5 separate regions of the Mus musculus genome follow, and all the other regions are linked to region 2. A link is a loop called in an ENCODE intact Hi-C map of the cell type or tissue named here. Cell type or tissue: left cerebral cortex. All regions are shown on one strand. Region 1 holds the start of Zranb1 (zinc finger, RAN-binding domain containing 1). Region 2 holds the start of Edrf1 (erythroid differentiation regulatory factor 1). Region 3 holds the start of Abraxas2 (BRISC complex subunit). Region 4 has its middle 10 kb from the start of Gm35364. Region 5 holds the start of Gm35364.

Region 1 (5,000 bases), 710 kb after region 2:
GTTGGTAGGGAGTCGACTGAAAGAGACTGCGGGGTACAGGAGCCACTCATTATATAACACTTCCAAGTATTTGTACATCACGTTTATTAACACCATCACAGGTCAACTATACAGAGACCAAACATTGCAAGCAGTGGAAAGAACTTATAAAAATTGACTTAGTGGGTAACCGAAAGGGGAAATCGAGGGGTTGAGATACAAAATTCTAAGCAAGGTGGTTTCAAAACCAGCGTCTCCAAGATAATGGGCGGGTTCAAACTTCTTGCTTAACGTAAACTGCCTCTCCCCGGCGCTAACAGCAAGTATTACAGCTCTTTTGTCTGTGCAATGACCAGCCAAATTAGAGCAGAAAACCAAAACAAAACAAGAAAACCCACAAGGTAGGTGCACAGAGCGATCGTTACCGGGAGCGGAGTTCCAGCTGCCCATGGCCACCAGACATCAACTTTCACCCTGATTTGCTTTAGGCAACCGGAGGCCAACGTATGAGGGGAGAGAAAGTGGACAAGGGACCAAAACACAAGTTTGGGGACCAGCACCAACTTAGAGCGACAAATCCGGGTGTTTATGGCCTACTAAGAGGTGGGAATAAGACCCACACACTCGGACTCGGGAGGGATCCCAGTTGCCGGAATGAGGCGGGCAGAAGGGCAGCGCCAGCCGCTGACGAAGGCGGCCAACTGAGGTCGGTAAACAAGCCGGGCGGCCACTCTCCCTCATCCTCCGGGTTGTCCCCGCGCTGGGAAGCCCAAGATGGACGCGCGGCCGCGGACAACCCCGGGCCTGCGATGCGCTATCCCGCAACGCTGCCGCCCGGAGGCTCGGCAGCCTGCTCCCCGCGACGCCCCGTCAGGCCGCGGTCGACCCGCGAGGGGCCTGCGGCGCGGCGCCCCCAACCCAGGCCCGGTTACCTGGCGGCCGCGGATCCTCCTCCTCCCCGTCTGACGCGCGGCGCCCGGCGGCCGCGGCGGCGGCGGCGACTCCCGCACGGCCAGCGGCGACGAGCCGAGCCCGGCCCCTCTCCGCCTCCCTCGGCGCCGCCGCCCACCCCGCTGCTGCCGCCTCCGCCCTCCCGCCTCAGTCAGGACATGTTCTCCGCGGGCCCGCGCGCGGCTCCCAGCGGCCCGAGGGGCGGAGAGGCTGCGCGGAGGCGGGGGCCGAGGCTCGGGGACAGGGGCGGAGCGGTCTGGGGACAGCCTCGGGCGCAGAGGACTCCGAATGGCGGCGGTCAGGACCCTAGAGCTAAATAAACCCCGCGGCGGCCGCACAACGTCAGGAACTGGACCTCGCTGCTCACCGTCCTGTGATTGGTCCCGAGGCCTCAGGAGGCGCAGCCAATAGGCGACCGCCTCTTTCCCGGCGCAGGAGCGGGCCGCGGCCGTGACGTCAGCAGCGTGCGTCCTGATTGTGAGGCTACGGCGCGCGCGGTCCCGCGACGCGTCCTCCCGGGTGAGTGTCTTCAAGTCTAAGTGCAGGATGCACTTGGGAGGTGGGAGCCTTCTTCCCCTGGCCGCCGGCCGCTCTTTGCTGCAGAGTCGCCAGCGCTTTGAATCAAGCGTGAGTCACGCATCTGTTTGCTAACTGGGAGACCGCTTGGCCGTTCCTTCGGCGGTTTAAAACAGTTTTTAAAATTTCAATAATTTGACCCAGGCTGTCATTCTGGGGCTCAGGCTGGCCTGGAACTCTTAAACGATATTCCTGCCTCAGCCTCCCCAAGAGCGCTGAGATTACAAGCCTTGCTTACTTGGCATTTTATTTTGTTTTCAGACGAGGTTCTCTTGTAGCCCGATTTATTTCTAACCCCTCTAAATAGCTGAGACTGATCCCGAACTCTTAAACCTCCGGAGTGCTGGACTTACGCCACCACTACTCTTAGCTTCACCTAGCCCTACTTCAAACTTTTTCAAAATGTAAACTGCTTTAAAAGTAATGTGTTAAAGGCCGTAGAAATAGTTCACTGGGTAAAGTTGCCAAGCCTGACAGCCTGAGTTCCATCCCCAGTACCTACAGAGTGGAAGAAGACGACTAACTCCCACAGTTGTTCTCTGGGCTACACACAAAATAAATAAATGTAATTTTTAAAAAGATAGTAATATGGGGGGTCTGGAGAAACGGCCAGCGTGTAAGAGCACTTACTTCGGAGAAGCAAAGTTCTGCTCCCAGCAGCCACTTCAGTGGAAGACAGTCACCTGTAACTCCAGCTCCAGGGGGTTCAGTGCCCTCTTGTGGCCTCTACCAACACCCACACTCACTTGCACAAACACATAATTAAAAATAAAAATAATTAATTAGTATCTTGAAGGAACATTAACAGCAATCTGGGAGGGCATTTAGTAATTGTTTGGATACCTCAGATCCAAAAGGATGACCGTGTTACTTGAAGTTTGATGTTTCCCAAACTTGAGTGGGAATTCACTTTGTGAAGCTGTCTTTGGTGTCTTGAGTTATTTGCATAAAATGGTATAAGACAGCTGTACCATGGCCATCAAAAGAACAGTACTTTGTATAACTTCCCCTCACCAACATCTTTCACAACCAGTGGGGTGCTTCCTCTCCATAGCCATTGCTATGGAGTAGAGGCCTTCAGCAACCCCCACCTGGTCTGAGAACTTATCCATAAATTAAGTTTAAATGGAAACAACAACACAAAACAACACGTTCTCAAGGATATAATTAATTCATTTGTAGGTAGGATCCCACGCTATTATATAAAAACAGTAGTTCAGTTGACCCTTTGGAAACACTTTGTTTAAGCACTTCCTCTTCCTGAATCAAAGCTTTACAGCATGCTGCCTCCAAATAAACACCAATCACACGGTAAGATGTCCAAGTTGTAGTTTATTTTAGTCAGAAAAGGGATAGGACTCAGAGGAAGCTTTTAAATTTGATTTAATAAATGTCTTGTAAAAAAAAAATCTGCACCAAGAAATAAACACAAAGATAAGGAAGACCATCTTAGTGGTAAAAATGATAGCACGGAAAGAGGCTAAGTCAAAATAACCACAATGACAAAATGGGATTGCTAAGTAAATTAAAGTGAAAATCAACTTATAATTGAAAAGGAGAACAAAGGAAAAAAAAAACTGCATTGAAGACAAAAAGACTCTTGAGAGGCATCTAGTAGTTCTCAGACCTGAGGTGATGGATCAGTATATAAAGTGCTTTGAGTTCAGTCCCCTGAATCCATGTAAGAAAGCCAGGTTCATGCTTATAATGACAGTGCCAAAGGAGAAGACAGGAGAACCCCTGAGCTCCATAGCCAGCCAGTTAAGTCTAGCTCCAGACAAGTGAGAGATCCTGCCTTAAAACACAAAAGTGGATGTTCCTGAAGGATGATACATACCCAAGGTATCATTTGCCCTTTTGTCCCCAGGCCTGTATACACACATAGGAACATATACAAAAAGAAAGAAAAGAATGTATTAGTTTTCAACAATGGCAACACATTAGAGTCACTAGTATGGCTTTTTAAACATGGGCTCCACCTAAGAGGAGAATCTGAGCATAGATAAGTCTTAAACACCCTTCAGCTACTCTGAAGTGCAGCCGGGTTTGAAAACTACTGATGGAGTCCTACCCCCAAAGTCTGCACATGGGGACACCGATACCTAGAAATATTAAGTGATTTTAACATGCTAACTAATAGAACAACTGACTTGGTCATAGTTAAGAAACTAATTTAGAGGCCTGAGAGTTCTCCCTGGTGGTAAACATGCCACAAACATGATGACCTAAGTTTGGTTCCTGAGAGTCACATGGTGGAAGAAAAAAACCAAATCCAGTGGGCTGCTCACTTCCAGGCACACACATTTAAAGAATGAAGTACTTGAAGGCACCAACTGTAAGTTTTTAGTATGTTTCTTAGAACCACCATGGTCATGTATAGGGGCAGTTATCATATGTTCTACCTTTTCTGTTAGGTGTTTCCTGAGCTACCTGTGGAAAATACAATCCCATCATGTTTTCCGGTTTGCCATTTTAGGGCTTCTGTTTAGTTCTATAATAGTGGAAAGCAAGGATTGGAGAAGTGGCTCCAGGAGGACTGGACTCCAGTTCCCAGCACCCATGTTAGGCAGCTCCAGAGGATCCTATGCCTTCTGGATTCCAGGAGTACCTGCACTCATGCACATGCCCACACACATATACACATACTTAGAAATTGTGTGTGTGTGTGTGTGTGTGTGTGTGTGTGTGTGTGGAGGGAGAGAGACTGAGATTCTGACTCTCTGGGTATCACTGACTGACCTAGAATTTGCTATTTAGGCCAGGCTGACCTCTTAACTCACAGGAGGCTGCCTGCCTTTGCCTCCCAGGTGCTAGGATTAAAGGCATGCACCACCATGCCCAACTTAAAATATATATTTTTAATAGTCACAAAAAGGGTTTTGCATGATAAGGTGCCATATGAGAACTACCTTCCTGGAATGTCTGTGATACATAGCTATAGAAATGGGGACAGAAAACAATTGAGAGACACAGAGCTAAAACCTAGATATCCAGCAGGAGTGGGAAGGAGGGGCAGAAGTGGAATGCAGTGAGTGATGAGACTCACTAGAGGAAGCCTTTGTTTAGAACCTTTCCATTTATGGTTTGCCAGTACCTGAATCTGGGGCAACAAAAAGAATCAAAAGTCAGAGTACTGCATGACTGTGCTATGAAGACCATTGGAACTCCTGGACAGAACTAGATAAGGTGAGGTCAGTTGTGTACAGATCCAGGATTTAGAAGAGTGCAGCAGGGCCTTGTTAAGAGCAAGGAACTAGGCTGACCCTGGACATGAACAGCAGAGGTGTCGGTCTATAGAGTAGTTACTGTGGAATTTCCAGAAAACTCCCAACAGAAAAAGAAAGGTGGACATTGCAAAATGTGCAACATTCTTAAAGGTGCAGGTGTAGTGAGCCTCAAGTACATTATTCCCAAATAGTATTGGAGTATGCAGATTTTGAAACTCAGAACAAAGAAAAGGTCAGTGTATTTGACAAACAGCTTCACTGACCTTA
Region 2 (5,000 bases):
AATTCCCAGCAACCACATGATAGCTCACAACCATCTGTAATGAGATCTGATGCCCTCTTCTGGTGTATCTGAAGACAGCTACAGTGTACTTATATATAATACATAAATAAATATTAAAAAAGAAAAAAATCTAGCACAACTACTGAAACCAACTCACCACATTTAATACAATTAAGCCATTTTTAAAATAGTCGAAATATGTGGTCATTTTCAGACTTTTCACAGTATCAAAAATGCTACATCAACTTGTAAGCAAAGCTATTACCTTTTGAGGCACTAGGATAATCTCTAAACTACTAGCTCAGGGTATTAATGCATTTGTGGCTCTTTCTGTGTTATATAAAGTTTTATATAAGTTATATAAAAATGTTTTAAGTCCAATCATTCAGGGGAGGAAAAAGAAAACACGGTTAAAACAGCCTACAAGAATATAGACACAGCATAAGACTCCCAAATACTCACAACTTTAAAAACCACCAGTAGAATTTCCAGTGTGGGTCAAGGGTGTAGGTTACCCAGCATTTGGGGTTTTAAACCTCAGGCTTTTCCAAATACTCCATCATATTTAATAAACACTCCAAAGGGCAAGCCGAGCAGCAGCTTAAGTCTTGCCCCTCGCATACCATCCTATTTGCACATATGAAAGCAGACACAACAGGCTAAAACAGCTGATGAGCAGTCAACGTGTACACGTTATCGTGACATGCTGCAGCCTGGAAGAAAGCATGTACCTCTGAAATCTTCTTACTGTACCATGGACTTTGGATGACAACTATATTCTTTTACTAAAAATATCTGAGCAAGTGAACATGCATCTCCAATTGAACTGCGAAGCAGCTTTCAGAGCTTCGAGCCGGGGTTGAGAGGGAGGGAAAGAAATGCCAGCGATTAAAATTTACCTTGAAAACGGCTTGCTTTTCTTACTATTGCCAAGAATGGTGGTTCCTGCTGGCCCTAGTTTGGCACTCTCTCGTAACCAGTTGGCAGGTGGGAGTTTCAAGTCTGTTTTTTCTTCGAGACGTGCAAACGCTGTTCGAGGAGGGGCAGAAGAGTATTTTACCACAGCTCTGCTTTTCACTTCGTTGCCTCCAAGAAATAAGGCCGATCCCTAAATAACATATGGAATGAAGCTTTAATGAACACTGCCAGGAACGACAATCTCACTTTCATAAAAATGAATTAAGAACCCACCAAATCAGGATTCACAAGGAGCCTCAGCTGCGTGTCAGCTCTAACACTTAATAAACAAGCTTAAATTACGCTTACTTAGCTGTTTTTCACGAAACTAAAAAAAAAAAAAAAAAAAAAAAGGATCAATCAAGAAGTGGACAGGGGCCAACCAACCTGCTTTTTAAAAATCTGGGCATAGTAGTTGCAAACACAAGCTTCAAGCACTCTGGAGGCAGAGGCACAAGGGCCAGTGCAAGGTCTACGTCCAGCTTGACTGCCCGGTCTGCATAACCAGTTCCACACCAGCCAAGACTCAACCCGGTACGATGAGTCACAGAAAAATGTAGACTCAGAAACTAAGTGCGCTCAACTGTGTCCTGTCAACCGCATGTAAAACGAGCAAGACTTCTGTACGGTTCTAATGGAATATTTTTAAGTAGCATAAGTCAATGACAAACGTCATTTGCAGGACGTGTTTATTTTTACCAAACACACAGCGATTGATCGGTAAGCTCATCGCATCCCATTCTACATTAGCTCCGTAGCTGACCCTACACCCACCCGGGCATGCTCAATGTCTGGACCCGCTGTTCGACTCTCCTTCGAGAACCCTTCCAGGCGTTGCAAATTCTCTGTGCCCTCCCTGGGTCCGTCCCTCTCTCCTCTGCCTGCCTTCGGCGGGCTGTGACACACACACACTCTATAGCCCGTCCACTGGCGCCGAGTGCGAAGCCAGGGGTGTTGCGCATTGCAAGCAAACGCCTGCCTGCACACCCGACGACAGGCTCGCCTGGTGATTCATTCCGTACTAGAGGTGCTAAGGAGGCGTGGAAGAAAGTTCCAGAAGCCCCACGTCCCCCTCCCAGGCCCGCAAACCCCCCAAGCCCCTGCAGGTCGCGCTCCGCCGCCGCCGCCTCTCACCTGTGCAGAAGGCTCCTCGGAGTCCGCCTGGGACAGGAGGCTGAGCCCTCCTCGGGCGGCCGCCCCTGAAGGAGAAGCCTCGGCTCCTGCTTCCTTGGGGTCCCCCATCATTTCCGACCCTGGGGAGGCGACCAGACGCGCGAGCCCTGGAGGCGGCGACAGGAACGCGGGCCCAGAGTCGCAGGAGAACCTCAGAGCGAGCGACTCGGACACTCAGCGGCTCGCACTTCCGGCGGCTGCCAGGAAGAGCTCGAGGTAGCGCGATGAAATCTCGCGAGATTCACCCAAAGGTCCAGCCCGTCCTCCGGCTCTGGCTCCTCCTTCGCGGTCCGGGCAGGAGCTGCCGCACGCCGTTGCCTGTCACACCATTAGGGCGGACACTTCTCGCGATACACGCCTCCCGGGCTCCTCCCCCTCGCTCGTGGCCGGTCTTTGTTGGCAAACAGTTAATGAGACTTGAGTCAAAGTCGCGGTGGCTGGGGTGGGGCGGTGCCGCCTTGGGTATTCGCGTAATCAAAGCTGGTGGCATCAAGGCCCTCGCAGGCGGCCGCTCTCTTGGGGCTTCTCCGAGTTGCACACGCGCGGGGACCTCCGTGGGTCTCAGCACCCTCAGATCAGTGGGGCTGAAGCAAGGAGAGAGAAGCCATCAGTCTGTTTAATCGGTTTCTAGGCAGCGCTCATGCAGCCCTGGCTGGTTTCGAACTCGCAAAATAGCCGAGAGTGACCTTGAACTTGACACTCTGCCTCCAGCTCCCGAGGGCTGGGGTTTCTTTCTGCCCGAGGATGGAACCCAGGGCTTCGTGTAGGCTAGGCAAGCACTCGGAGCTACATTTCCACCCTGCACCCAATAACAGACAAACTGCTACATTCCTCATAAAACATATATATTTGAGGTAAAAGGTTTTGTTTTATGTCGAGGTATTACGTTTTGGGTTTTTTTTTTTTTTTTTTTTTTTTTTAAATGTGTTTTGAGTGCTTTGGCTGCGTGTGTGCATGCAGTGCCCGCAGAAACCAGAAGAGGGCATCAGATCTCCTGGAACGGGAGTTACACGCAGTTGGGAGTTGTGGGCTGTGGGTGCTAAGCTGTGTCCTCTGCAAGAGCAGAAAGTGCTCCTAATGGCTGAGCCAGGACGGAGGTATACGTTTTCAGTTTTCAGTGTTTTGGCCTTTGCAATTATTTAGCCATGCCAGGTTATAATTTTCCTTAGTCTCTAAAAACCCAGTAACTGAAAAACTTTAGGAGTTCTCGGAGAAAGCAGATGCAGTCTGCAAATTGCTTTCATGCAAAACAAGACATTTTTATGAATTAACTTTTTGGTGCATATTTTGCAGATCCTTACTTTAAAGCATGTTTTGTGATTTTTTTTTAAACTACTCTGTATTTAGAGCCAGTTTTTGTTTGTTTGTTTGTTTGTTTGTTTTGTCCTTTTCGTTGTTTATTACATCAGAGGCTAGCAGGCTCGTCACATAAAAGCTTGTGCCAAACAAAACTGAGGGCCCGAGTTCCATGTCATCCCTGGACCCCACTGTAGAAGGAGAGAACTGACTCTGGAAAGCTCCCCTCTGGCCGTCACATGTCCTGTGGCATGAACACACACACAATAATAATACAGAGATCTGAATAAGACCTATGTAGCTAACACAAAAAGATTAAACTTTGAGTACTTAAAAATAAACCCTGTATATCCATTAACTCACGTTACAGGAATATTTTTTTTTACAGGAATATTTTTAAAAATTAAATTGCACATCATAGTATGTTAAATGATAAGCAAATATTTAAAAAGTAATATGGTCCCAATTTGAAAATCCATCTGTTTCTGAAATGGAAATCTCTGGTTGTTTTTGTGTCTCTAAATGAACAGATTCATGTAAGAAAGAAATGATTTACATTTAGTCTAACATTTTTCTATTTTTCTTTCTTGTTTCATATTTAATTTTATTAACACTTCTACAAATATAAGTTAGGTTCTGATAACCTTACAGTTTTGTCATTTATTAATAACGATGTATCAGTAAGAATTTACTGAGGTAGTATAGTAGTGGGTTTTTTTTTCTTCGGGACTCAAATATTGTACAAATTTCTTGAGATGCTAACATGTGGATCCTTTTTAATGATGCTTAGTAGGAAAATGTGCTACTAGTACCCTACAAAAAGGAGAAATGAAGGAAGCAGAAGTGAGAGCTCGGTATACAGAACAGGAGTCTGACAACACCAAGGGGCTCATGAGAGCTCAGGGCTCCGGCAAGCCAATCAAGCTCCCTCCCCCCTCCCCCCTCCCCCCCCCCCCCCCCCCCCGCCGCCCCCAGACTTATGGAGGAAGGTCTGGCCAGGGGCTGGGTTTCAAGAAGCCACACACAGGCAGGGACTAATTTAGTTGGGAGAGGAGAGTGATCCCTGAGGCCTGGAGAAACCAGGCACATCTGGGTTACATAAAGTTTATACATTCCTCCAGCTCTAAGAGCCTTTCCCCCATAATCAAACACATGCTGTAGGCTTCTAAAAGTTATCATCACTGCCTCTAATGTAAGTGATTGAAATCCAGTGTTGTGAGGAAACAGATCACTCCTCCCATCATTCAAACGTTAGGACAAGAACAGCTGCCAGAATTTGCCTAACATACGTCTCCTTGGGATGGTCTCTGTCACACATGCCTCCCTGGACAGTCGCATTGGCTTTGAGCTCTCGTGTTTCCCGTCTCAGTGCCTCATGGCCTCTTTGCTTAGGATACACATGTGGAGTGGATGACTAACTTACTGTGTGCCACCACAGCTCTAAGTTGCTGGTGCTTTTCTTGTGCTTAGGATTCCTTCTCTGAGTTCCCTAGCTTACTCCTGCGCATCTTGTAGATTCCGCTCAGGTCACTCTAATAAGTCCTTTCTGATACACCCCACGTTTTCTTCACACA
Region 3 (5,000 bases), 780 kb after region 2:
AGGAATATATATGCATACATATAAGCATATAATAGTGATTAATAAAAAAAAAAGAGACCATGTATTTGAAAGAAAGCAAGAAGGAGTATAAGTGTGTGGGGGAAAGGGAGTCTGGAGGGAGAAAAAGGAAGAAATGATGTAGTTATAATCTCAAAAATGTTTTCAAAAATGTTTGCTAACTTTAGCTCCACAGAATAAGTTTAGCTTTAGATTAATTTTCCTAGACCAAACAAACACATCTTTTAAAAAGTAAATTCTTGGTTCTTCAACTTTAAAACTGACTTTTTTTTTTTTTTTTTTTTTTTTTTTGGTTTTTCGAGACAGGATTTCTCTGTGTAGCCCTGACTGTCCTGGAACTCACTCTGTAGACCAGGCTGGCCTCGAACTCATAAATCCACCTGCCTCTGCCTCCCAAATGCTGGGATTAAAGGCGTGTGCCACCACGCCCCGCCTGACATTACTTTTAAGTATTCCACACCCATAACTGTGGTAAGGTTAATATAAAAATGTATAATCATATAAAACACAATTCAAACTATTGGCCTTGTATAAAATTTCTTCCCTCATGCCAAGTAGGAGATAAATATTAAGGAAATTGCTATTAAATAGCTAGAAAGCTAGAGCTGGGTTTAATGGCTTCCCCTTGAAATCCCCACACTTAGGATTGGGGGTGATCAGGAGTTCAGGGCCAGCCTTGACACTATCTCAAGACAACAAAGAATAAATAACAAGTGAAGAAACGGAACTATGGCAGTTTCTAGAAATACTGTCCAAGTTTCTTATCTTTATAATAATCTTGTCTTATACACAAACTATGACATTCCTAGGTACTCTCTAAAACAGAATAAATAAGCACCCTGAACTCGTAACTGCAGTCCATGGACGCTAGGAACTTTACAACCACTTACAGTATTAAGAGCTAGCTGCAATACTGAAGGCTAGTAGGTCAGAGCTGGCTTTAGGAAAAAAAGCAGAACAATGCTGAATATATTCCTATCAGTAATCTCTGCCATCAACACTGCAGAGATGAAAAGAACAGTAAATTCATTCCACTCAGTATACTCATGGAATCGCCTCTCAGAATCAGTCTTTATTAATGGAATCGAAGATCAGTGACATCAAACCAAATCCAGTTTCCCTTCTAACTACTGTTTTTATAATGACAACCACAAAAAGCCCCATCTCTTATTCAATGAATTTAAATCGTTCACCAATAACAACAACACACACACAAACCGCTAATTGGTGGGAGAGTAATGTCCTGTAAAAGCACCTATTTCACAAATAATTTCCAGAGGTCAACGGCATTGAAAGGCAATTCGTAAAATAAAGACACCGAAGAGTCCTATGGACTCCATGGCCTGTACATTTCTGATCGCTCATAAGTGGGCCTGTCACTTCCCTCTTAAGACAAGTTCCGGGGATTAGAACACTCGCTGAGGAACTAAACAGGCAACTTTGAGGAAGTGCAAACAAGACTCTGCACCTAACGAGCCTATTCACATTCTCCATTTTCCACTGGGGTGAAAAAAAAAAAAATCCAAACAGCCACATCTGATAAGTATGAACGGTGACAGACACGACGACCCGTGTGGCCGGGGGTCAGAACTTGGATCCTCTCCTAGATTACAACCCAGACCTTTGAACTCCATCCCGACCCAAGGCACTCAAGTCTGGAAGCGCGATTCTCAGCGAGGGGTAGGCACCCAGTTTTGGCTAGGCGACTCCTGACACTGGCGGGGCCGGGCGCTTTAGGTCCTTTGGACTGAGAACAGCTGTGCCAGGACCCGCCCGAGGCCGAGAGCGCCAGAGAAGGGCCCGCGGGGTGCAGGAGCTGGAAGGGGGCGGGAGCCGCCTGGGTCACCAGCTCATCGGTTTGTCCCGGGGATTGAAGGCCGAGCCTCCAGCGGTCGTCGCTTGGCCGCAGGCGCCGGCCTGAGGAGGAAGCCGAAGGCCCCAGCGGCCACGGCAGGGGGCCCGGCACCTACGTGGTCGGCGTTGCTGTTGGCGCTGTGGAAACACACAGCGCTGAAGGTGTAGCCCGAAATGGAAGCCGCCATGATGGAAATCTCCACCTCCCCCATCATGCCCCGCGGAGGGTGCACAGCCTTCCGGACGCCCCGCCGCTGAGCATCCTGGGAAATGAAGTCCTCCAAGCTACTCGAAGCTAGGACAGGGAAGTAAAGGATTCCAGATCAAAGAGAACCAGCACCTTCAGTTTTGTGTGTTCCTCAGACACCGGCCTGTCTGTACAGCCTTGTTATAATCCAGTTTGTCCCTTCTGCAAATGAAGTTGAAGGATGGAAGGCCGGAGATGATTCCAGCAATTGAACAGGTTGAGATTTGACTTGGGAACAGCATGATGTAATTTCAACTTGAACAGACCACTTTGCCTGCCTGGTTGAGACTAATGCGTAGGAGAAATGGAAGGGAAGGAGATTTACAATAATCCCCACCTGGTGCAGTGACAGGGGAATTATGGTCAGAAGTAGTGGAGCTGGTAAAACGATTGGATTCTGGACTCAAAAACAATTCAAATATAAGTCGTGTAAGGGCAGAAGGGTTGCATGTCGGAGGCCAGCCAATGAATGCTACATAGACTTGTTTCAACAAACAACAAAAACAAAAACCTTCAAGTTTGACAAAAATCATAGAAGACAAAAACAAATAAGTAGCAATGAATAAACTATCAAATTTAGAAAGAAAAAAAAAAAGGGAACTATTTCTTCTGCAGCTTGCTAAGACTTCAGTATTCCTAGCTGGGCTCCTGATTTCCCTACAGAGCTACTTCTCACTTCTTTTCCAAGTTCAGCAAATAAAACTGTTTATGACAATTACTCAAATCAAAACCTTTGCAGCTGGGGCTGGAGAGATGGCTCAGAGGTTAAGAGCACTGACTGCTCTTCTGAAGGTCCTGAGTTCAAATCCCCGAAACCACATGGTGGCTCACAACCATCCATAACGAGACCTAGCGCCCTCTTCTGGAGTGTCTGAAGACAGCTACAGTGTACTTGCATATAATAAATAAATAAATCTTAAAAAAAAAAAAAAAACCTTTGCAGCTAGCCTTAACAACTTCTTTTCTCTTGTTCCCTACATCAGATCAGCTAAAACGATCTTCAAAAAAATACTGAGTCCTACGATTCACTACCAGCACATCTGCCACCCTGACCCAAAACACCATTTTCTCTCTCCTGGTTATGACAACTTCTCAGAGTCCCAGTTGGTGGCAATTTTGCCCTTAAGGGATGCTTGACATTGCTAGGAGATATTTTCCAATGCCAACCCCAGGGGAAGGAGGTAAACTCAGGAAAGGCCTCATAACAGAATTAACCAGTCCAAAATGTCGAGGTAATGAAGTGAGGCTGTTGACCTGCAAATATATCCTCAACACAGTCAGTGAAATGATCATGGTAATGTTTAGATATAAGGTGTCAATTATACCTGGCCAGCCTCCAAATCCTACGCCGACATGCCCTCCCCCTGCATTCCTGCTTCTGCTACCCTGATAGACTTGGCTACAGCTACAACAGTAGCCTTTTTGCTTTCTGGAAGCACTGAAAGTTCATCAGGTCATAGTGCCTTTACATATGTCCCTTTCCTCTGCCTGAGATGCTGGTCTCTTGGACAACTATATAGCTCACTGTTTTATGCCTGCCCTGGGTGCTTTGAAAGGCCACCCAGACCTCTTCTTGCAGGACTGATTGATTTAGCCTGGCTGCTGGGGAAGTTTTCCATTGACAGCTCCCAGTTCACATCTCCTGGAACTATTCCCTGTGAGAGAGAACCTAATTTTCCAGCTCAGTTAGTTTTCTTATCCAGTTTAAGACCACCTGCCTAAGTGCCACCCACAAAGAGCTGGGCCTTCCTACATCAATTAGCAATTGCTGGAAATAAAATCCGATGGCTCACTTTTCAAAGGTGTCTCTAGCCAGCTTAGGTCCAGCTAACAGTGAACAGAAAACAGAAGGCCCTTGCTAATGCTTGATAGTCTAGCTAAGTACCCCTCCCCCAAATGTTAATAAGCTACTCCCCCCAAACTGAAAGTTTAGAGTATAAAAAAATCTCAAACATCCAAACTTTTCTACAAGATCATTCATTGGTTTGATATGCTTTAAAATATGCAAGATGTGAAACATGGAGATAGATCCAGACATGGTTTTGGTTGTTAGGACTATATCCTTTTAATTATTAAAAAAAATAAGAAAGGGTCATTCCTTAGGGTTTGTAGACAGTGTTCTGCATTCAGTAGGCTTGCTATCATAGGCTGACACAGAAATTTTCCAGGTTGCAAAATAAACTGCTTCATTTTCTCTACTCTGAGTTACCAGTACTCTTTTTTTTTTTTTCCCCCGAGACAGGATTTCTCTGTGTAGCCTTGGCTGTCCTGGAACTCACTTTGTAGACCAGGCTGGCCTCGAACTCAGAAATCCGCCTGCCTCTGCCTCCCAAGTGCTGGGATTAAAGGTGGGCGCCACCACTCCCGGCTCAGTACTCTTATTATGAAGTGAGAATCATTGTTTCTGACACAATCAAGAGGGTCTCCCACAATTGTGCCCATAGGTTTTCACCATATGGGTTGTGACCCCAAATGTCAAATATTGTGCATGTCAGATAACAGTAAGAAAATTACAGCCCACCAAGCCAATCTGATATAGACAGTTTCTCAACTGGGGGTCTCTTCCCAGATAATTGTAGGATGTGTCAAGTTGACAAAGCTCACCAAGACAAACTCTTACCACCATCTAGCATTGTCTGTACTTTTAATTCTATTTCCCTGTTTATTATTTTTTCTCTGCTAGCCTATTCTAAAATTCATGAAGGATTCATGTTTTAGTTGCTTGCAGTTGCAATTTTTTTTTTGTCCTATGGAATTAATGCCAGGCATGGAGATACTGCCTATTTTGTAACTGTTGAGTAAATGTTGTGTGGGAAAATGTAGAGTTCAAAGGAAGATGGTTTTATTCTATCAGCAGGTTGCTATAGAGATATGAAGATAT
Region 4 (5,000 bases), 520 kb after region 2:
CGGATATTTTAAGTTTCATGTTTCCCTACCTTCTCTAGATGTTATCCTAATCTGCACTGCTGGCTGGATAGCCTCTCTGCCTTTTGGAGCTGGTGGCTCAGGTGCGTGCCATGGTCAGATATTGTCCGGAGAGCACCCATCGCTTTCTTTTGTTGCTCTAAGATCTGGTGATGAATGTCACTTGGATAGAGTGATTTTTTTTTTTAAGTGCATCAGATGTCCATATGCATATATGAATGTTACAAGTAAGATCTGGGAGTGTTTTTTTATCTTAAAAACAGTTCACAGCCATTAATCTTCACGAGGCTCTGCGAGCTGGGTAAATACAATAATTCCTGTTTATTGCAAGGAAGAAATAGAGTCGCTTTTTCCAAGTCACGGAGGGGCTGGGTGTTTTTTTTTTTTTCCCTATCCTTGTTCCGGTAGAGCAGAGTTGGGCCCTCCAGGACCCTCTGCCTTCTACCCAGTCGGACACCAACTTCCGGTGTCCTGAGCGACCTTCCAGGCGGGCAAGAGAGGCTGGGTCTAAGAGGAAGGTCTCGGTCACACCTGGCCCCGCCCCGGGAGGGGGCGTGGTCTGGATGGGAAGTGAGGGGAAGGAGCGTGGGGGGCCTTTCATTTGGCTTTTGAGGATCTGGAATCTCAGGACTCCAAGTGGGCTTCTAGCCCCTGGGGTGTGTGCACCTGGCGACCCCGCCCGTCTATCTCTGTGCCCAGGGTGAGGCATCCGACCCGGGGAAAACTCCCCTGGTCCGGGCCTTTTCACTTGCTAATCTAAACAGCAGGGAAGTGTTGGAAGGTGATGGTAATAGACCCTGTGCCCCAGCCCCCACTTCCTTCCTCCTGCCGCTTCCCTCTCACCAGCTGGCCTCCATGGCCTGGAGGGAGCTGCGGGCGGGGTGACTTGAGATTCCTTGGTGGGGAGGACATTCAAGTGGGCCCCCAACTTCAGCTCAGCTGAGCCAGGTGCTTGGCGGGACCCTGTCCTGAACACTTTTCTGCCCACAGTGATCCTGACCCAATGTTTCTGACCTGGGGGGGAGGGGTCAAGATGTTTCTAGCGCCTCCATTAGGCTTTCAGGGCGAAAGGCCCACAGGGGTACAGGGGTATCATCCCTGTGGCAGGTTTGCTGTGCAGTAAGTTCTAAAGTGCTGTTTTATTTGCTCTACAAACGGCCATAGAGCTTGACACATAACTGCCAGGACTGAGACCTACCATTTCCGCCAACTGCTGCGGGTGTTTGTTATGGTGGCCGCTCAGGGGCCTGGGGATCTTAGCCGGAGGTGCTGGGCACTAGGGGGAGGGGCAGCGGGATCTAGACTTGGATTGAGGGTTCTCCATGGTGAACCAATTTCTGAACGTTAAACTTCCTCTGTCTTGTAGACTTCATTCACGACTTCGGATCTCCTTGCAGCGTTGTTACTTAATGATAAGAGTTTAACGATGTAGGGATGGTCAATTGAGCCCTCGCTTGTATCTGGCTCTGGCCCACCAGTCTCCCTAGGTGGAATGATGGCAGACTGAGGAAGGAAGGACTTTGAAGTGACTTGCTCATGACCTCTCCATGGAGCTGGGACCTGACGTTTGGAAAATGGTCAGAGTAGGACTTCCTGGTTCCACCCTATCTCCTCCATGGGAGCAGAGGGAAGGGGTAGATTCTGTGTTTTTCCCGAATTCAGACTGAAGTCTCAAATAATTACTCCATTTTACCCTGCCCTCAGCTCATAGGTTCCCCAGAGCCCCGGAGCTGTGAGAAGTCCGGCTTCTGTTCATTTTGTCCTTTGAGTGATCTTTTTGATAGCGTGATCCACCCTAAAGTGGGGAGACTTTCCTAGAGTAGACTCTCTAGGCCTTTAAACATTTATTGCACTTAAAAACATTTGGATCCCATTTGTGTATATTTGTGGGTGCGCATGTGTGTGTGTCCAGGTTGCAGGTGGACAACTTTCAAGAGTCAATTATCTCTAACCTGTATGTTCTGGAGACTGAGCTCCGACTATCAGGCTTATTAGCAGAGCTATCCCTTAACACACACACACACACACACACACACACACACACACACACACACACACAGTGTGTGTGGGGACAGTCTTGCTATGTTTTGTAGGGTGGCTTCCAACTCACAATCTTCCTTTCCCCAAGTATTGGAATGAGGTGTGTATGCGCGCATCACCACCTGCTGGTAGGTTCCCTTCACTTTGTACTGGAGATCTAGCTTAGGGTACCTAGGGTCTCCTGCATAAGCTAGGCAAGCACACTCAGCTATATCTCATCCCTTTTCTCCCGAAGATACCAGGCTGCTCTTAAATTCACTGGGCAGCCTCAGTCTCCTCCTGAGCAGCTAAGACCTGTACTGTACTACGAGATCAGGCTTCTCTGTATTTTAAAAACACACTTTTATTTTATGTGTATGTTTTGCCTGCACGAAACTTTGTGCACACAGTACATGCAAACACCAGAAGAGGGCATCTGACCCTCTGGATGAAACTGGAGTTAACAGCCATTGTGGGTGCATGGGTGTGTGCGAGCCTGTATGCATCCAGGTCCTGAAAGAGCAGTCAGTGGTCTTGACTGTTGAGCTTTCTCTCCAATTACTCTCAGTGTAATCTTGAAGTGACTATTCAAACCTGGGAGGTCTTTGAAAGTTTCTGGCTGTCTGGAAAGAATTCTCTGGATTACTGACTCATGGCTTGCGGGGCATACACACACACACACACACACACACACACACACACACCCGTCCATAAGCAACTCCTTGTGCTTAGGGACAGGCATCACTTTTCCAGTAGGTAGATTCAGACTATCCTCAAAGCAGGCACTACCTTTCTGGTGAGTGCCCCTCCCTTGGAGGGAGAGACAGGCGCCCTATACCCCACTGTTCCTCAATTTCTACACATAGATATTTGGAGAAAGCTGGGCAAGATCTCCCCTCAGGACGATGGGATGGTCCGTCTGCTCCACTCCTGTAAAACCAGTAAAAACTTCCTTTCAAGGAAGTTCTAGGTTACAGCCTTGCTTTTGTGTAACACTGGCCTTAGCCAGGAATTTGAGTGAGTTCTCCAGAACAAAAGGATTAGTCTTCCTTTCAAAGTGGCCATCCGAACTGAAGGGAATGGCATGAAGTTGGGCGTGCCCTAAGATCCAGAGCCCAGCCCTGCCCCTGTGGTGAATAACTCAACCGGAAAGGCACCCAGGGCAGGAGCTTTGGACCTAAGGTCCCCATATGCTGGGGATTTTCCTGAAAAACAGGCTTCCATTGAAAGAGTGAGTGCCTTCCTGCTCTGCAGCTCTTCCTTCCCCTTCGAGAACAGGTGTGGGCCTGTGAGCTGGGGAAATCCCTGTAGTTATGTTGGGGGACCGGTCTGAGGCTGAAAGGCAGGGGGCTTGGCTCCATGGTGGGTTCAACCCTGATAGGATAATGTGCCAGAGGTGTCTCTTAACAAATTACTCATGTTTGCCCTGGCGTCCTGGCCCTGCTCCAGCTTGGGTAATGATTATATTTCTGTCTATTTTAAGAGCCCTCCCTCCTGAGTTTTCAAACAGGTCGCCCTTTACTTCATCACGCAGAGGTCTGTTTGGGGGGGGTGCTAATTCTGTATTGGCTTTAACTCTACAGGCCTAGGTGATGGGACAGGAGAGGATAAAGCCCCTTTGCTTGCTGACCACTGTGACTGCATGTAATTTTCTTATAGACAGTCAGTCCCTGCTAGGCATGGCTTCAGGTAGTCTCCAAACCATACCGGTGGTTCTGGCATGCAGAAAGTATATACCCCTAGGGGTCAGGGGTCCTTTGCTCTGAAGAAAAGCCACTGAGGCTGGTACTTAAGCTAACTCCTTCAACACAAGGTAGGGGTGCCTGAGTTCTGCCCACCCCATGGAGGGACACACTGGTCTCCTGATCATCTGGTTTCCCCATCCAGCATTTGTGCAGTTCTGTTGGCCGATCGTTCACAGTGCTTTTAACTTGGGGATGGAGACCCCCTCCCCCTGATCCTCTGGGATGGAGACCCCTCCCCCTACCTCCCCATGCAGCATCCTTTCATTCCTCACCCGAATGGAAGACCAAACTGTGACTTAAGCAAAAGCCAGGAGCCAGTAAGGATCAAGTTGAGAGTTCCTCTGAGTATTTTCACTGGACCAGTGGGTAATTTCTTTTCTTCCTAAAATGGCCAGGTGTACCCCATGGAACTAACTTACGGACTCATTTGAGCTTGCTTCTGAATTTTGTCTCCTTTATATTATGACTGGGAACTTCATACAGCTGAGTTTGTTGTGTACAAGGATTGCAGGGAGATAGAGTGATTCCAGGGTTGTTTGCCTGGGCTCTGTCCGTCTGTCTGTCTGGCCTGTGAGCTTGGAGGTAAATTCATAACTGCTATCCCAAAGGGAAGCCTGGGAAAAGGTTTCCCAGCTGCTGCCTGTCACCTAGAGTAGGGTCAGGCTTAAAGCTGCATTCCAGTAATTTTTCAAGCTGGTGATATATAAACTTTGCTTTGGGGGGGTGGGGGGGGGCACTGGGTGCCCTGTACTGTATTGAGGCGAGGAAGAGTAGAGTGGGTCTCAAATTCCTTGGACAGACCTACATCTTGCAGAAATATTTACATTATGATTGGTAACAGTAGCAAGGTTTTGAAGTAGCAAGTAAATAATTTTATGGTTGAGGGATTTTGTGTTTTATGGTTCCCCAGCCCAGCCTGAGGGACGGTATTAAAGGGTCACAGCATTAGAATGGGTGGGAAGCTCTGATCTAGAAGATGTTGTCACTTCTTTTAGACGAGAGAGACGCCCTTCTAGAGGCCAGTAGAAGGATCAGTGTACGCAGGGGGTAGATTCTTCTAGAATGTGTGGCAAAGATGGCATGGAAAGAACGCTGTAGCCCTCCCTTCATTCTCATTTACTTAGCTCTTGACGGGGGCTTAGGTTTCTGAGTCTGTAGAATGGCGGTATGTAATAAGATCCCACGAGGTAATATTTTATAAGTGCTTAGAACAGGCTG
Region 5 (5,000 bases), 510 kb after region 2:
GGACAAGAAGTGGTATCTTACTGTGGTCCTCATTTGTATTTCCCTGCTGACTGGGGCTGAGCATTGAGTGAGTCTGTCTGCTCAGTGGCTGTTTGTACATCATCCTCAGAGAAGCATCTATTGGAGTCTGGTTACGTTTTTGAATTTTAAAGATTTTCATTTGAGTGTGTGTGTATGTGTGCACTTGGGGGTGAAGGGGGAACACTTGGAGATCAGAAGAGGGTATCAGACCCCTTAGAGCCGGAGTTAAGGTGGGTGTGGTTACTGGGAACTGAAATCAGTGCCTCTGGAAGAGCCGCCAATGCTCTTAACTGCTTAGCCATCTTTCCAGCCCTGGGTTTTTATTTCTGGTCTTGTTGTTTATGTTTGACATCTTTTGAGAAATGGCTAGAGTCACATGTTGATGGTAGCTAGAGTTAGTTTCTTAAACATGTTAGTACACTTGTTTTTATCTTGTGGGGTTGGCATGCATTGCATGGTACATGTATGGAGCTGAGAAGACAGCCTGAGGAAGTCAGTTTGCTCTTTCTGGGTTCTCAAGCTTGGGACCAAGGGCTTTACCCACTGAGCAATCTTGCCAGCCCCAAAGTATTAGCAGTGCAACCTTATCTGGGTGATTGCCAGATTCCCCTGACTTCAGGAGCAAGAGATGAGCCAAGAACCACATATATACCAGTCAAGTGTTCTACCCGCTGTGCTACGCCCCCCCCCCCCCCCCCCAGCCTGGACTCCATATTTTAAAATGCAGGTGGTCAGGCTGAAGTTAGAAATGATTTTTAGTTCTGAGTTCATAAGAAAGGGGGTAGTGTTTTCTTATTGTGATATCTGGTACATGTGCAGGGGTCTGAGACAACTTAGTCTACTCTTTTCTTCCATCTTTCCCTAGCCTTTGAGGATTGAACTCAGCTCCTCTGGCTAGGTAGCAACTTTGCAGGCTGAGGCATCCTGCAGGGCCCACGGTAGTATTTTTCTAAAGTGGAATTCAAAATCAGACTGCAGGAAAGCTGAAGAAGTAACAGGAAAGACAGAAAGCCAGCTGACTGTGGCTTCTTGGTGAGAATAGAGGACCACGAAGGGCAGAGATCTGAGAAACATAAAAATTCAGGAATTACCATAGTTAGGGAGGGCCAGGAAGCTGGCATTGGTGATACAGAAGCCCGGGTATGGACAAGATCGGTTTGCAAGCAATTCCCGGGCCCTGTGACCTTGGAATGAAGCTGCTGGGGAGAGGCAAACTCTTAAGAGGAAGAATCTATGAGAACACAAAGCCCTGGAAGATAGAGACAACTGGGTCAGAGGCGGGTGCACACCTGTGATTCGTTCACAGAACATTCAAGGGCAGCCCCAGGCCTATTGGGGGATGTGATGTGTTGGAGAGGGACCGTTCCCGTCTTGCCATTCAGAATAGTTTGACTATAAAACATAGAAACCTTAACAGTGCCAGTCTCACGGCCGTCATCTGGTGAGCAGTTTAGCAAACAGGCCGAGATAGAGCCCGAGAAAGGCTGCGCTCTCCAGAACGCACAGCGATGGGTTCAGGGGCTCGGAGGCCTCCAGAGCAGAGGCCCACCTCTTCTATAAATGCCTCTGGTCGCGAAGGGCGGGAGGAAGCCACCCATACCACACTCTACGTGGCTCTCTGAATGGCGGTCCCTGTGGTCTTCAAAGTTGTGACCTTGGACACCCCCTCTCAATCCAGTCGCTAGCCCAACATCTCAATCCAGTCGCTAGCACCCTAAAGATTTTTTAAAAAAAAACAATTGCATCCAAGGGCTCTGTTCAGCGCCACAGGGGTCCTTAGAAGACGCGCGCTTAAAGTCTGGTAATCCTGGGTCCCTGAGTACAGGGAAACGGCTCCCTTCCGGGGACAGCGCTCCAGTGTCGCGGGTCATGGCCAAGGAACCCAGCCCAGATGCTAACTAGTCTCGCGCTGCCGCTGTGTCCCATCGTCGTTAAGAGTCCTGATTCTAGTCGTAATGCTCCTAGACACTTGTGGACTCGTGATCACGAAAAGGCACCGCACGCACGACCCCCGGGCCCGCAAGGCCTCTAGAGAGCCTGGTGACCTGACCGAGGCAAGGCTTTCAAAATAGCCCCAGCGACATCCAGACAACAGAAAGACATTTCTAAATGTGTAAAAACAGTTGGCTTCTCGTAGCGAACACATCGTGGCAAGTTCCAGCACATAGACCAGTCTCCGCGCGCCCCGCAGCCAGCGCTACCTCCCTGGCTCGCTCTCCCGGATCTGGGATCTGGGAGCGCAAGTGCCCCCTGTGGCCGGCCCGCGCCTGACCTCACGAGCCTGGGACGGCACCCGTGGCCTGCGCGGGGCCCTGGAGGAAGTTGGAGCCTCGGGGCCGAGTAGAGTGCAGGTCGGCTGAGCGGGCGTGGTGGGGGCCTTATCGAGCCGGGGCTACCCCGGGGACCGTGCCGAGGCCCGCTAGAGCTCGCGTCTCCCCACGTGGCGTGCCCCACGTGGAAGGGGAGGAGAAGGAAGGAGGGTGAAGTCACCCCACCGGCTGCGGGACCCCTGCGCGTCCCCAGAGTCTCAAGGGAGGCGCGGGGCTGGGCCGGGGAGTGTCTGCCTTGCCCGGCCCCCTCGGCTGCCCGCAGCGCCAGTATGCACTTTCGTGTAGCTGCTAATCCCCGGAGAGAGCCGATTTGTAGTGAGAAGTATCTGTAGGGGCGAGACCGGACCATGTGGGGTTGTGTCATTGGTTTGCAAAGAGAGACCCCGCCTTTGAAGAAAAAAAAAAAAAAAGAAAAAGAAAACGAGTGTGCGAGGGGACCCTCACCTCGCCTCCCGCCTCGCTCCTGCGCAGCCGGAGGGCACCGGAGCAGCGGCCCGCGCCGCTTCCGTCCTTCCCTTTCCTTTTTCTCTGCGCTTTCCTCCTCCTTCCCGGGAGGAGAAAACAAATAAAGAAGAGCAAATAGCCGGGAGGCGCTCGGCTTCCAGGACCTTCCCTCCCCGGATCCAAGTTACAGCCAGCATCCTCTCGGGGGGTGAGAGAGGCGCGGGCCAGGGACCCCCAACGCAGCCCCCGCCAGGCCGCGGGGCTGGCAAGAAGGCGCGCGGCCAGGACGAGGGGGGGGGGGACTGGATCGGGAGCCGGTGGGCGGGGGAAGGGGGTGGGGTGGGTGGGGAAGTAGGAAGAGGCTCGGCGGCGACGGGAGGAGGAGGAAGGGAAGGAAGGGAGGGAAGGGAAGGCAAAGGAAGGGAGGGGAGGGCGGGAGGGGGTGGGGCGCGGAGCTGGAGAGATTAAGTTTTTGTGTGTGTGTCTCTGTGTGCGTGTGTCATTTTAAGGTGGCTCGGGAGCGGCCCAGAGGAGCCAGCTGCGGCCGGAGGAGCAAGAGACCGAGCTGGGAGCCATGCCGCGCTGAGAGGGGGGGCCGCACCACCAGCGCCACCACCACCACCGCCGCCGCCGCCGGGTGGGGTGGGAGGGGCGGGAGCCACCGCTACCGCCGCCGCCTCCCGGGTGGGCGCCCTTCTCCTTGGACGCCGGCGACCCAGGACGAGGTAAGGGCGGGGGTACCCGGGGAGGGCTGGGGCTGTCGCCGCCCCCGCCTCACCTGCGGCCGCTGGCTGGGGCGCCGTGCCCGCGCCTCACTGCGCCACTCCGGGAGAAGGAGGAGGGCGAAGGACACCGGGCCGGCATCCGAGGACATCTTTGGTCAGCGCCCCCAGCCCTGTGTCCACACACTACGCCCGGAGGTGGACCTCTGCCGGGGGGTTCTCGTCCTCCGCCCCTCGCCACCGATTGCGCTTGCTGGCCGCCCTTTGCTCCAGGATTTTTGTTGTTGTGATGAGAGTTGATGAATGCGAAGTAGGCGGTCACCTTCCTTCCCATCAGGATTGGGGAAAAAAAAAAAAAAAGGAAAGAAAAACCCGGCGCGCAGCGGCGTCCGGAGGGCAGCGGCGGCGGCGTCTGGCGACGGTTTCCTAGGCGCCCCGGGCTTGCTCCTGGAGCCCGGTGGGTGCGCGCGCGGGGGCCGCTGGCGATCTCGGACGAGCGCGCTGCGCGCCGCGGGGACAATACGGCCAGATCCCTGGGGATCAGGAGTCCGAGCATGACGGGGTGCGGCAGGCCTTGCGCCTGGGAGGCGGGCGGGCAGGGGGGAGTAGACACCGGGGTCGGCGGGGACAAGTCGGGGCGCGCGTGGCTCGGGGCCCCTGGGGGCGCGGCCCCTATCGGCCCGGGATCCCGCGCGGTTCTCCCAGAGTGTAAGTGAGAGGCCGGGAAAGACGCGAAGCGAATCCCTTTTGTTTTGCCGGCCCGGCATTGTTGGCTCCTTGGGGCAGCCGGGGCCACATCTGCCGCCGCCGCCGCCAGTGGCGCGCGGGGCTCGGCCCGCCAAAGTCGCGGCGGGGCGGGGGGCCGGGGCGGGCTGCAAGGGCGGGGGCGGGCGGCGCGGGCATTTCCTCTGCCCAGCCGCGCTCCCGCGGGCACCACTTCCTCCTCGCCCTCCGCCCGCTGTCCTCGGCGTCCTCGCCGGGACCGCACTTTTCGGGTGGGGCGAAGCAAAAAAGAAAGTTTCGTAAAAGGGGCTGGCTGGGAGCGCCGTGGGCACCGGGGATCTAGCGTGGCGCGGGGACGGTCCGGCCGCCGCAGTCGCCTCCTTGCGCCTGGGGTGTTTCGCGGAGCCGGATCGACCGGCGGGAAGAGCCTTTCTTCTCCGGCTCGCGCCCTTCCCTCTGCCTTGGGCGACTGAGGCCGGGCAGCGCGGGAGTGCCGGTGCGCCCAGGCCTTGCTTTTGCGGGAGGCCCCGCGGCGTGGCCGGTCGCCTGCAGCCCACGCTGCGCCCAGGGGCTAGGAGGCCGCGGGCCCGAGAGCTCGGCGCGGTCACCGCGGGCAAACCCTCGCGCGCACACACTCCCTCCGGTGGCTTGCTTAACGCCGGCGACTATAGTCGCCGACACGGAGAGTGCGTGTGCGCGCGTGTGTGTGGTACCCTTGCCCAGCCCCCACCCCCTACTTTTCTTAGATGCGGCCCAAGCA

Evidence for each region. Hi-C counts contacts between places; a loop is a spot of excess contacts. Peaks named below come from ENCODE experiments on the same cell type or tissue, not always from the same donor. Only the 100,000 strongest peaks of a DNase experiment are listed, where the experiment ranks them.
Region 1: it touches region 2 in a loop (4-fold over the local background); 4 of 42 quality-filtered maps call a loop at or near these places.
Region 3: it touches region 2 in a loop (2.5-fold over the local background); 4 of 42 quality-filtered maps call a loop at or near these places.
Region 4: a loop joins it to region 2, with 3 times the contacts of the local background. A loop is called at or near these places in 13 of 42 quality-filtered maps.
Region 5: it touches region 2 in a loop (6-fold over the local background); 13 of 42 quality-filtered maps call a loop at or near these places.

Annotation. Positions count from the first base shown.
Region 1 is chr7:132,927,457-132,932,456 of GRCm38, reverse strand. It overlaps Zranb1 (zinc finger, RAN-binding domain containing 1), which reads right to left and starts at 1,281. Exons shown (of 10, transcript NM_207302.3): 1 at 912-1,281. It overlaps 1500002F19Rik (a long non-coding RNA gene), which reads left to right. Exons shown (of 2, transcript XR_003946678.1): 1 at 1-1,449. In left cerebral cortex, a CTCF peak has its summit at 2,235 (motif pointing left); DNase peaks (open chromatin) are centred at 346, 636, 1,342 and 2,140; H3K4me3 peaks cover 2,120 bases; H3K27ac peaks cover 1,767 bases.
Region 2 is chr7:133,635,015-133,640,014 of GRCm38, reverse strand. Edrf1 (erythroid differentiation regulatory factor 1) reads right to left here and starts at 2,340. Exons shown (of 25, transcript NM_178115.4): 1 at 2,092-2,340; 2 at 900-1,108. The coding sequence starts at 2,202. In left cerebral cortex, CTCF peaks have their summits at 82 (motif pointing left), 1,952, 2,160 and 3,101 (motif pointing right); DNase peaks (open chromatin) are centred at 1,530, 1,954, 2,417, 3,114 and 1 more place; H3K4me3 peaks cover 2,849 bases; H3K27ac peaks cover 1,584 bases.
Region 3 is chr7:132,856,322-132,861,321 of GRCm38, reverse strand. It overlaps Abraxas2 (BRISC complex subunit), which reads right to left and starts at 2,097. Exons shown (of 9, transcript NM_198017.3): 1 at 1,989-2,097. The coding sequence starts at 2,087. In left cerebral cortex, a CTCF peak has its summit at 2,962 (motif pointing left); DNase peaks (open chromatin) are centred at 2,103 and 2,877; H3K4me3 peaks cover 1,315 bases; H3K27ac peaks cover 1,022 bases.
Region 4 is chr7:133,110,889-133,115,888 of GRCm38, reverse strand. It overlaps a transcript of Ctbp2 not described here. Among named protein-coding and RNA genes, the nearest start is that of Gm35364, 10 kb to the left of the region's middle. In left cerebral cortex, CTCF peaks have their summits at 2,244 and 2,444 (motif pointing right); a DNase peak (open chromatin) is centred at 2,195.
Region 5 is chr7:133,121,661-133,126,660 of GRCm38, reverse strand. It overlaps Gm35364, which reads right to left and starts at 3,106. Exons shown (of 2, transcript XM_006508433.3): 1 at 2,796-3,106; 2 at 1-2,677. The coding sequence starts at 2,992. The coding sequence ends at 2,050. It also overlaps a transcript of Ctbp2 not described here. In left cerebral cortex, a CTCF peak has its summit at 2,283; DNase peaks (open chromatin) are centred at 4,082, 4,215, 4,768, 4,805 and 3 more places; H3K4me3 peaks cover 3,169 bases; H3K27ac peaks cover 2,682 bases.